2 separate regions of the Mus musculus genome follow, and region 2 is linked to region 1. Evidence: chromatin loops called from intact Hi-C (ENCODE). Cell type or tissue: heart. All regions are shown on one strand. Each heading gives the region's core, and the rest is flanking DNA. Links, peaks and the distances in the headings are about the cores only. Region 1 holds the start of Cox7a2 (cytochrome c oxidase subunit 7A2). Region 2 has its middle 25 kb from the start of Filip1.

Region 1 (5,385 bases), core at 1-5,000:
AATTCTTTTACCTTATATGTACTAATATACAAAACGGCACTGTGCTATGTAATGATGTTAGACATTTATACTCTGTTTTAATTCTCTCTTCAATGAGTACATAATATTCTATCGGGAAAAAAAGAATGTCTGAACTACATTACTCAACCCTCCAATAATTTATAGGTTGGGTTAAAATCCTTTTTCAAGTTCCTTATGCTCATGCACAGAGTCTACACAAGTATCTGAGAGAAGGCTTCTTAACTAATAGACTTGTTTACAGTATTTCCAGTACCAGCTAAACTTCTGTCTCTAATGCATACACTGCTCAGCTTGTAAAAAGCCTGTGACTGATGCTATCTTTCTCCCATACCTGGCAAACATTCTATTTTAAATATTTCTACTTATATGGCAAGGAGTGAGGTTACCACTCATTTCTGTTTGCTCTGAAAAGACTGCTCCAATAACTGCCAGAGAAGCTACAGTTTTGGTTTTTTTGTTTGTTTGTTTTTTTGATTCTAAGAACATTTAAAGTCAGGGCAGAATAGCCTTAAATCTACAAAACCGAAAAGATAATGACAGGGTCACAACCATCTCTTGGTGACACTGACACGGTCAAGCTGGTATATAAAAAATTTGTGTCCAGAAAGGGGCTTCATAGCTTTGAAGGCAAGAGCACATGGCAGAACTTCTGTTCCACCAGTGCATGGGGCCAGCAGTGGTCCTCCATCTCGATAGCCAGAGAAATCATATTCTGTCCCCATGAAATGGCATTCTCCAAACCTCTGCAGCTTCCAATCCACTAGCTAGGATGCAGGAGTTAGGGCAGGAGCAGAATACAAGGCTAACTAAGTGTCAGTCAGAACTGCAATGCCTGCCACATTCCACAGAAATCTTCATCTCGCGCCCTGACAGCTATAGTGAGATCATACATTTCTTACAAATCTGCAATTCTTTGAGTACCAGTGACACAACCATACCTAAGCTGCACATCTGTTTCTTCTCCTTCAGCAATAAAGCGTGTATTTTTAGATCTTGGTTGTTCTCCTGGGGGGGGGGGGTGTCTTTTGATGTTTCCTTAGAAGCCTTCCCCACTTAAAATTATTTACTGTACTCTTCCCTGCAGGTATGCTACACCCTGTAACAATTCCTGCTTATTTTTTGTTTCTGGACTCTTTTTTATGGTTTATGCAATTATTCCCCCAAAGATTACCAATTCATCAAATCACACACACAATTCACTGGCTTCTGCATTTTTCCCACCTCCCTGAGCACCTCTTAGACACAGCAAATAATCCTCCTTACGATAAAAAAAAAAAAAAAAAAAAAAAAAAAACCTTGAGAGCCTCTAAGAAGCAGATCCTCTGGACTTACTCTACCGTGCCAGCTCTGTTACAATTAACAATCACATAGAACACTTCAGTACCTGAAACAGCTTTTGTTTCTCTGGAACCTTGTTTTCAAAATGCCTTCGTGAAGTGGTGCTGATGGTCCTCTGGGCAATCTGACGAAGGGCCTGAAACAGAAAATTCACATGCATCGAACAAGACCTAAGAGTCCAAAGAAACCTGTAAAGGCAACTTCCAACCCTTCACACTGAAAGGAAGCTGAGATTTAAAGCATTATCGAACTTGTCAGTACTATCCAAGACTAGCATCCAGATTTTCTACATGTTGTCTATTCTCTGCTCTGTGCTTCATGTTACATATCATAGTCTTCAGAAACCATGACCTATATATAACCTGTGCCTGAAATTAATCAGTAGTATTTTATAGAACAAAACATGCTGATATACAGAAAAATAAATGATATAGACATCTTATAAGTTCTAACATTTTCATTTAATATTTGCCTATGTCAAAAATCTATTCCTGGCAGGGTAGTGGAGGCTCAAGACTTTAATCGCAGCACTAGGGAGGCAGAGGCCATGCTAGTCTACAGATTTAGTTCCAGGATAGCCAAGGCACTGAAAAATTACTTTGCAGTGGAGGGCACATGCTAGAACACTCCTGGACATCTAAGAAAAATGTAATTGGTGTTAAGTCTTAATTGTGTTAAACGATTACAAAATAAAATCAAAACACACCTTTTTAAATTTTGGAGAAATATTCACCAAGTGTTAAAGGTAATTCTGAATCGTCATTACACTTCAATCATGAAACCCATTAAATCCCAACTAAAACTGTACAATTTAGTTCTTTGGCTTACTTCTTTGAATCAGGTAAAATTTTATCTTTTCACTATGATACAAAACAAAATGACAACAAAAAGCCACCTTCCACCTAGGTTTTCCAGGTGTCCAAGATCCCCCCACTGGAGCCTACGTCAGAGCTACAGTCATAGCCATAAGCAACGGTAAGCTGTAGTGACCAAGAACCAAATGCGATCCTGCTCTTCCCTCTACGACTACCCAGAAACAGCCAGGGGCGAGTGGACGGAAGGTCAGGGAAAAGGACGCGCGGCCAAGGTGACTCCGGCTGCTGTCTTCTGCCACATTTCCAGCACGCCTTTCTGTCAGGATGCCTGACCCTCCGCCCCGACACTCCAGTACCAGCCAAACCCCCAAAGCTACCTACCAGCAGATTCCGCAACATCTTGGCTCGGTTGTTACCCACCAACCGCGACTACTGAACGCCAAAAATCGAAAGCCACCAGACCGGAAACGGAACTCCCTCCTAGCGCTGCGCGCGCGTCGAGCAAGAGGGCTCGTTCCGGGAAGAGGAGGGGCTCGCGCTCCCGACCATAGAGAGCGGAAGGCGAGCCAGAGCGACTTCTCGCAGCGGCCCGTCTAGCCTCCGGACCTCCGAAGCTATCCTTACCACTTGGCTCCGCCCTGCCGCGCCTGCCGCCGGACCCAGAATCACAATGGAAAGCAAACGCCACCCGCAATGGAGAGGCGTGAAGTCTTGCAGCCCTCTTCATACGCTCTGGTGAAGTCAGTGGACAACCAGACTACCCGGAAAGTAGCTTGTCTTGTGAGAAGGCTTTGAGCCATTGTTTACAGTCTGAAGGAACAATGGATGTCAAAGCTACGTCGTACAAGCTTAAATATTCAAAAGCTCCTCTTAATACGGATAGAGTCCAGTTTTAGGGTTTGTCTTCCACAGATGAAAGTGGGAGGCGTTAGTCTTTGTGCTGAGATCATATAGGAACGACCGATGTTGGCATCCACAGGTATGCCAACCTGTGGATCTTCTGCTAAACTCCTTGTGCTGGAAGCTCTTCCTGTGTCCCCAGACTGGAACTGGCTGACTTCGTTATTGAGTCTGGGAAAACGCTGAAAAGAGGGGAATACATTTTTAAATCCACGTTCAACACAAATATCGACTGTGTCGTGCTTTCTCAGATCCGCAGCACATTTCACTCCTGGATGGAGCTGTCAGAAGTGCGCGTATTTTACAGATAGGCTGTTAGCATTTTGCATCAGTCTTGCATAACTATTCCTCCTTACAACTGCCTTTATTCTTCTGCACACTAATGTACAAGTAAAAATAATCTACTCAACAATACAAATGTCTTTCCACCCTTTTGCAAACTCAGAAACGACTTCATTGCCATTTCAGGTAAAAGCTAATGATAAACGGGTTCCACAGTGTTGCGTGAATAAAAACTGGTAATGCTTAATTCCTTCAAATCTTGGGGTACTTTTTTCTTCATAACCTACTGTACCCCCAACACAGTCTAAATTTTCTTCCTTACCAAGTTTATAAACACCCATTATAACTGACTTTTTTTCTACCACCTCTTAATTATTCAATGTACCATCGAGCATAATTACCAACAGCTGGGGATGGGGAGTTTTGTTTTTTTTTTTTTTTTGTTTTGTTTTTTACATTTATTGTCTGTAATTGGAATTCGTTAAAGTTTGTGCTGCTGTCGCTGTTTCACCACAGGATATAAGTTTTCCCAGAACCGACTGTATACTTACCATTCCCCTAACACTAATAAAAATGGGCCTACTAGGGGGGCTGGTGAGATGGCTCAACGGGTAAGAGCGCTGACTGCTCTTCTGAAGGTCCTAAGTTCAAATCCCAGCAACCACATGGTGGCTCACAACCACCCATAATGAGATCTGATTACCTCTTCTGGTGTGTCTGAAGTCAGCTACTTACATATAATAATAAGTAAATCTTAGAAAAAAATAGGCCTACTAACCAACACTAAGTGCATACTGTTTGACATTCCTAGGAATAGTGACTGTCCAAGAAGAACCAAGAGTTTACATTAAAACTACCTATAACAGCGTTGTCACTTAGGGCAGTACAATTTTCTCTTTACTGGACCACTCCATCTACAGACACATTCCATTTTAAAAAGGAAAGGACACATATGAAACAAAACAGTGTTTCTATCCCATTCTCTCCAGAATAAAAGCAGACTTCTGCAACTTGTGTGCCCCTCCTTTTGTGTTAGTCTTTTCCAAAATCACTTCTTAGGCAAGCTTCTGCATTATCAGCCACGGATATCACAGGTGCTCATTCCCCCAGAGTACATTTTAATTTGGAAATAAACTATCAAGGCAAAGGGAGCAACATGAGTGTGGAATGCGAGCCTTTTAAGGAGGTTTCCACACACCACTCTCCTAAGAGTCCTCTTGCACGTTGATCCTTAGTTTCTGCTTGACTCCTCATCCTACCAACACCAAAATTTCAACATACCTTTCCCTAATTCATACTAAACTATTTATACTTTCATTTTTTAATCTCTTAAAGTCTCTGCAATTTCCCCCAAACATTAACATTTTTCTACCAAACCCTACAATCAAATTCTATCTGTACAACTTCAGAATCTTATCTGACCATTTATGATCTGTAACATCACCACTGCAGGCCAAGCCAGCAACATCTTGTGATTTTATTTCTGCAAAAGTCTTAATTTGTTTCGATCTTCATCTTCTGTCACTGTTGTTTCCCATCATCCAGATTTTAAAAAAAAATGCTTGTTAGAAAAAAAAAGGACTCTGTCTACACACATAAAAATCCATTGAACATAAAAGCAAATGAACAAGAACAAATCATCTAATGTGTTGGCTTCATTCCACAACTCTGTCCGTCCCAGGGCTCTTCACTAACTTGTTTCTGCATTCTTAACTGCCATTACTTGGACAGAAAAATTTGGCTTAAATTTGCCTCAATCGATCAGACTTTATTGATTAATCCTAAATTCACTAGAAATTTACTACCAGGTCTCCGAATTTATCCAATGACATAAACTAACTTTCAAAATGGGCTCCTTTCCAAAACATCAGTTTGGGGTTGTTTGCTTTGTTTTTGGTTGTTGTTGTTGTTCTTGTTCTTTATTACAAAATAGTTCTTTGGAAGAACTGCTGACATGAGATTTAACTCCAAATTTTAAAAGTTGAAGTTGCTAGGCTTATTCATTTTATAAGTCCAAGTTTAATGAAGG
Region 2 (5,385 bases), core at 124-5,123, 240 kb after region 1:
CCCTGTACTGGGGCATATAAAGTTTGCCTTAGCATCTTCTAATAGAATTTAAAGACCATGTTCCCAAGAAAACACTCAGTGTCACTCACATTCAGCCCTAGAAACTGAATTCCTCCTGCGATCAGCTCAACTGTGTAATGAGATCTTAAGCTTTGGCTCTTTGAGGTAAAGGACTCTCGTGATCATGTCGGCTTCAGCTGAGTCTGATGGGCATGGGGAGGCTAACACCCAATTGTCTTTAGCCGTGTCCTACGTGGTTCCCAGCCTCACTGATGGCAGATTTTTGTAAGGAACACTGCATCATGCTAAGTCTGAACATGGATGAAGACCAGAGAGTCAGAGAAGCCGGGCATCCGAATGTCTTAAATAGACACACAGTTTAGCTAATATAGTTATAGTCAAATGACGCCTATTTACATAGACTCCTACTAAAACACGGTGTGCAGGTTAGAACTACACACTCACTCAACTAACAAGCAGAAGTAATGACGATGGAACACACTCACCTAACTTAAAGTAGTATACATGCAAATTTCACATGATTGAAAGGACCTAGTCAGTCTCCAGAAACACATCATGATTTTCATCTGTCCAATGAGATATATAAAGATACTTAAACTTTAGTTAAATAATGAATATTTACATACTAAAAAAGCTTTCGCCTTTAAAGTCTGCCTATTCAGCCCTCCATTTAACCTTCTGCAGCATATTCTTATTTAAAATTTTCAAGATTAAGCGCTTTTCCTTGAGGACGGCCACCTGCCCAGCTGAGCCTTAACACCGGTGCTCATTCTGCAGTGATAGCCCAGGAACACATGGGGGAGGGGAGAGCCGAAGTTCTCCGTCTGCTCCACACACTTGATATTTACAAGCAAATGATAGGTCCTGCTGGATTTTCAGGAAAAAAAGAAAAATCCAAAATACTCTGAATACTTCTGGAAAATTAAGGTTATAAGTCATAGAATAGTAACACAGAATTTTTATATCAACAAAGCTGGCTGACGCTCGTGTGTTCCCTCTTCTTCAGCGTGTATGTGAGATACACTATAATAGAGATATAGTTTAATATAAGCAAAAATTATATTTTAATTTTATGCTTTAAAATGATCATCTCAGCTATTTTGTGGTATTATTAATTCAACGTAAGTCTAAAAGATTTTAACTGCCTTAATGAAATTGCAAATTTTCCTTCAATGTATGAAGAAGGTATCTTAAAGTGTGTATTAAAGATTAGGGCCTGTGAGTCTGCTTACTGGGCAAAGGCACCTATGTGCAAACTTGGTGACCTGAGATTGACCCGCAGAATCCACACAAAGGAGAGATGGGCTCCACAGGGCTCTCCTCTGAACTCCACCAAGTGTTCTCCTCCCCGCTGCCCCTCCACTCTCCAAATAAAAAATTGTGTGAGAATAAAAACAATTTTCTTAGAAAACTGGTGTATTCTCATGTTCACAAATTCTCCATATTTTGCAAGGTTGCTGGCTTCTTTGTTGTTTTCTGATTTTTGTTTGTTTGTTTGTTTGTTTGTTTGTTTTCGGGAGGGGTTGTTTTGTTTTGATGCAAGGTTTCTCTATGTTGTCCTGTGTAGTCTGGGATTCCTCCTTCTACTGCCTCCTCAGTACTGGGATTAAGGTATGTTATACCATGTCCAGCTACAATGGTTACTTTTTCATTACACTATTCTTTCACAGTTATTGTCATTCTTCTATCAAGAAGAGGTTTTTCCTTCCTCCTCTTTCCCTTTCTTTTGCTTTTCTTCATTCTTAAAAACAGGATCAATTCAAACTCTCCTCAAATTCCCAACTCTCCGGCCTCAGGCTTCTAAGTACTGAGCTTGCAGGTGGGCCTGTGCCACCTCACCGAGCCTTTCCTTTTGAGTACCACTCTGGTGCCTTTGTGTCTGAAGGGCTATGGTTCTTTGGTATTTGTAGGTTTTGTCCCCCGCCCCTTTTGGAGGGTCTTGCTGTGTAGCACTGGATGATCTACAACTCAGTACGAATACCAGGCTGGCTTCGGATTTGTGGCGATCTTCCTGCCTATGCGTCCGGAGACTGGAATTATAGGCAAGAACCACCAGCCTAGTTTCCCACACTTTAGCCAGCCTCTGTGAAGAAGAAGCCCCCCAGGGACACTTCCAGGGGAGGCGCATCTCAGCCGCACAGCAGTCCTGTCCTCAGTTGCTCTCTGCATGGGGGAGTTCTGACCACTACTGACAGCAGGTCTTAGGCACCGCTTACTGTTATGTTTTCAAGTATCTAGTCTACCATTGCATAATCCCCTTCCCATCCCATTTTCTGCCTGAAAGAGGGCAAAAAGCACGACAGACAACTGATGAAATTTTATTTTCACTTAGATACATTTTAATAATGGATTTTTTCTATATTCGCGTTCATCCACATATGGTTAAAAATTAAGGACTTTTCCAAAAGGAAAAAAAAAAAATAGATTTTTACACCAATGCACACTAGTGCTCTAACCTGAATACATTTGTCCATCCGTGGCTGGTGCTTGCACGCCATCTGGTGGCTACCTTGCTCTCTGCAGCATAGGATTTTATCAGCTATGTCAATGGCCCATCAGCCTGACATAACAAATACCCAATAGAACACCTGCTTAGAGGCTATAGAATGCCAAAACACACAACGTTATTACATGCACAACACATGCTTTGAAATGCATAGATGGTTCCTTTCTACTGTGCTCAATTACTCTCTAATAATGAAAACATTGAAAGTAAAAAATTAAAAAAAAAAAAAAAATCCAGGGGCTGGCGAGATAGCTCAGTTGTTAAGAGCACTGGCTGTTCTTCCAGAGGACCTGGGTTCAGTTCCCAGCACCCTCATGGCAGTCTCACCCAGACATGCAGGCAAAACATCAATGCACATAAAAAACAAATAAAACTTTTAAAAAATAATAACTTTTTTTTTTTTAAAGAAAATCCAAAATGTGGCTATAGCTCAGTTGGTAGCATGCTTGACTATCGTGCATGAAACTCTAGACTTCAATACACAGTAATAACTAAAATGGGACATGGTGGCACACATCAGTAATTCCAGCACTCCAGATTATAAGGATTGTAAATTCAACGTCATGCTGGCTACCTAATGAGTTTGAGGCTGCCGTAGGCAACATGAGACCTGTGTCAAAAAAGAAGAGTCTGGTAGTCCTTGACTAATTTTTAAAAGTTAAGACAGAAACAAATTTCTTCAGGCATTTTCATCGAAATTTTGTTCTTATGTGTGCCCGTCCCACCGCTCTTCCCTGCCCCCACCCCACTCCCTCCCTCCTTTCTTTTGCTAATCTCTCTCCTTTACCCACAGTCTCCTTTCTGCTTTCATGCCACATGCATTCTATTATTCTTTTACCCCCTCCAACCTCCCTTAAGATCTCATCTTCCAGTCGGAGGGCGGCGGGGTTAGCGGGCAGGGGGGTGGCGGGTGCCAGACTGTGGTTGCAGCTCACCTCTGGCTGCTGTGCAAAGGCCTCGTCCTCACCCTCCAGTCCTCACTGTAGCCTACAGGGTCCCGGAGTGGTCCCACTGCTCCAGCACCCCAGGCTCAGTGCCCGCAGACAGCGGGAACCTCAGCAAACACATGTGGACTTGTTACCAGGACATGTCTAGGCTTGGTGCATGACATTCTGCCCCGAAGTCTGCAGCCTCCTTAACCCAGCAGCCATCTACGCCAACCGTGACATCAGTCAGAGTAACTTTGAAGTCTGTGACTCTGACTATGACTGCACACTGACGCAATATGCGGATGTGGTTCACCCTGAGGTCGTCAGTGTCTCCCGGAACATCCTGATAGATCCCCTGCGAGGATCCGGAAGAATGACAAGGACCCCAGCTTTGACATCCTTGGCCTTTCCACTTTGACACTCAGAAGAGTTCTCTGATGAAAATTGATGCTTTTCATTATGTACAATTGGAAAGAGCCTATAGGGACCTCCATCCTGAGCTGGATGAAGTGACTGACCTTAGACGGTGGCACCCAGCATTTGCCACTATAACAGATGCGCGGCTTTACGGCAAGGGCCCATCCATCAAGCAACTCATGGACATCTCACTACCAGAGATGCCACTGCTGTCCTGTATGGTAAACTACTTTCTGAGCCACGGCCTGGAGTTTGACCAAATTCACCTGCCTCTACAAGAATGTGAGAGATGGCACCCAGAATGTGCAAGGTCTTCTGTACCCACGGATTGAGCGAGGCACGGCAAAGTACATCCTGAGAGGGGATGAAACATTTGCAGATCTGAGCTGCATGGTAGCCGTGTAAAAACAGCTGTTCCTCATCACGAAAAGTCCCTTCAACTTTGTAGACAACGGCACGCGGTACTTGCTAGGTCCCGATTGGCCCCAACTCTTCGATGTAGTCATCATGCAGGCAGACAAGCCCAGCTTTTTCGCTGACTGGCAGAATATTTTTGGAAAGCCTTATGAGAAGGGATCCCTCCCCTGGGACTGTGTCATTTGCCTGGAAAAGGGCAACATCTATCTTCAGGGAAACCTTTTGACTTTCTTTGTCTGACAGAACGGCAAGTGCTGCGTGTGTTCAAGTTTGATGACTACCTCTACAGTAACATAGCAGATCTCACGCTGCGACCTGGCAGGCACCCAGGAGCCTTCATCTCTGAGGTAGAGCGTGAGATCTGCATCATCAACACACAACAGTACGTGCACTTGTTGGCCACAGGTGCTCACTGGATAACCAGAGCTGGTGCAAACTTGCAGGATGCGGAGTCAGTCGCGGCAGGTTCTGGCTGTCTGGATGAAGGAGCCGCAAGAATCAAGATGCATCACCCTATTCAACGCTCGGTTTGTGAGCGTCTCCCGCACCTTCCATAACCCACTTCTCCAGGAACCACGTATGCTTCTCTGACCCGCGCATGGCCTCCCTCAGCTGTTTGCTCACTACCGTGTGTTCACTTTCTGCCCATGCCGCATATCCCTACAGCCTGAGGCGCGCCTCTAGATGGACCAGCTCTGCATTGGCTACATGAAGACACCCATTCTTGATGGAAAACGGTCCACATCCACTGTCTTGGACAGATCATTCCTTTTAGCCTCAGCCGCCTTGACAAGCATCAAAAGTAGTCTCTTAAAAAAAAATCTCATTTTCCTCTCCCATGGTCCACTTCAAGTTTCATATCTCTCTGTCTCTGTCTCTCTCTCTTTCCCTCTCCCTCTCTTTCTCTTTCTCTCTCTCTGTGTGAGTGTGTGTGTGCCTCTTTCTCCATATAAGACACACCCACTTCACAGAAAATGTATTTATTACTCTGAGTGTTAGCTCATTGCACTTAACATGATGATTTCCAGTTGTGTCAATGAATTTCATGTCAGAGGACAACTTTGTAGTGTCTATTAGCTTCCTCTGGAAATTCTC

The links. Hi-C counts contacts between places; a loop is a spot of excess contacts. Peaks named below come from ENCODE experiments on the same cell type or tissue, not always from the same donor. Only the 100,000 strongest peaks of a DNase experiment are listed, where the experiment ranks them.
Region 2: a loop joins it to region 1, with 2.7 times the contacts of the local background. A loop is called at or near these places in 5 of 42 quality-filtered maps.

Annotation. Positions count from the first base shown.
Region 1 is chr9:79,757,085-79,762,469 of GRCm38, forward strand. It overlaps Cox7a2 (cytochrome c oxidase subunit 7A2), which reads right to left and starts at 2,769. Exons shown (of 4, transcript NM_009945.3): 1 at 2,556-2,769; 2 at 1,406-1,495. The coding sequence starts at 2,573. It also overlaps the pseudogene Gm51685. In heart, for the core only: no CTCF peak of the experiment used is centred there; a DNase peak (open chromatin) is centred at 2,727; H3K4me3 peaks cover 2,407 bases; H3K27ac peaks cover 1,805 bases.
Region 2 is chr9:80,000,434-80,005,818 of GRCm38, forward strand. It overlaps a transcript of Filip1 not described here and the pseudogene Gm8131. Among named protein-coding and RNA genes, the nearest start is that of Filip1, 25 kb to the left of the region's middle. In heart, for the core only: no CTCF peak of the experiment used is centred there; a DNase peak (open chromatin) is centred at 2,528; H3K27ac peaks cover 322 bases.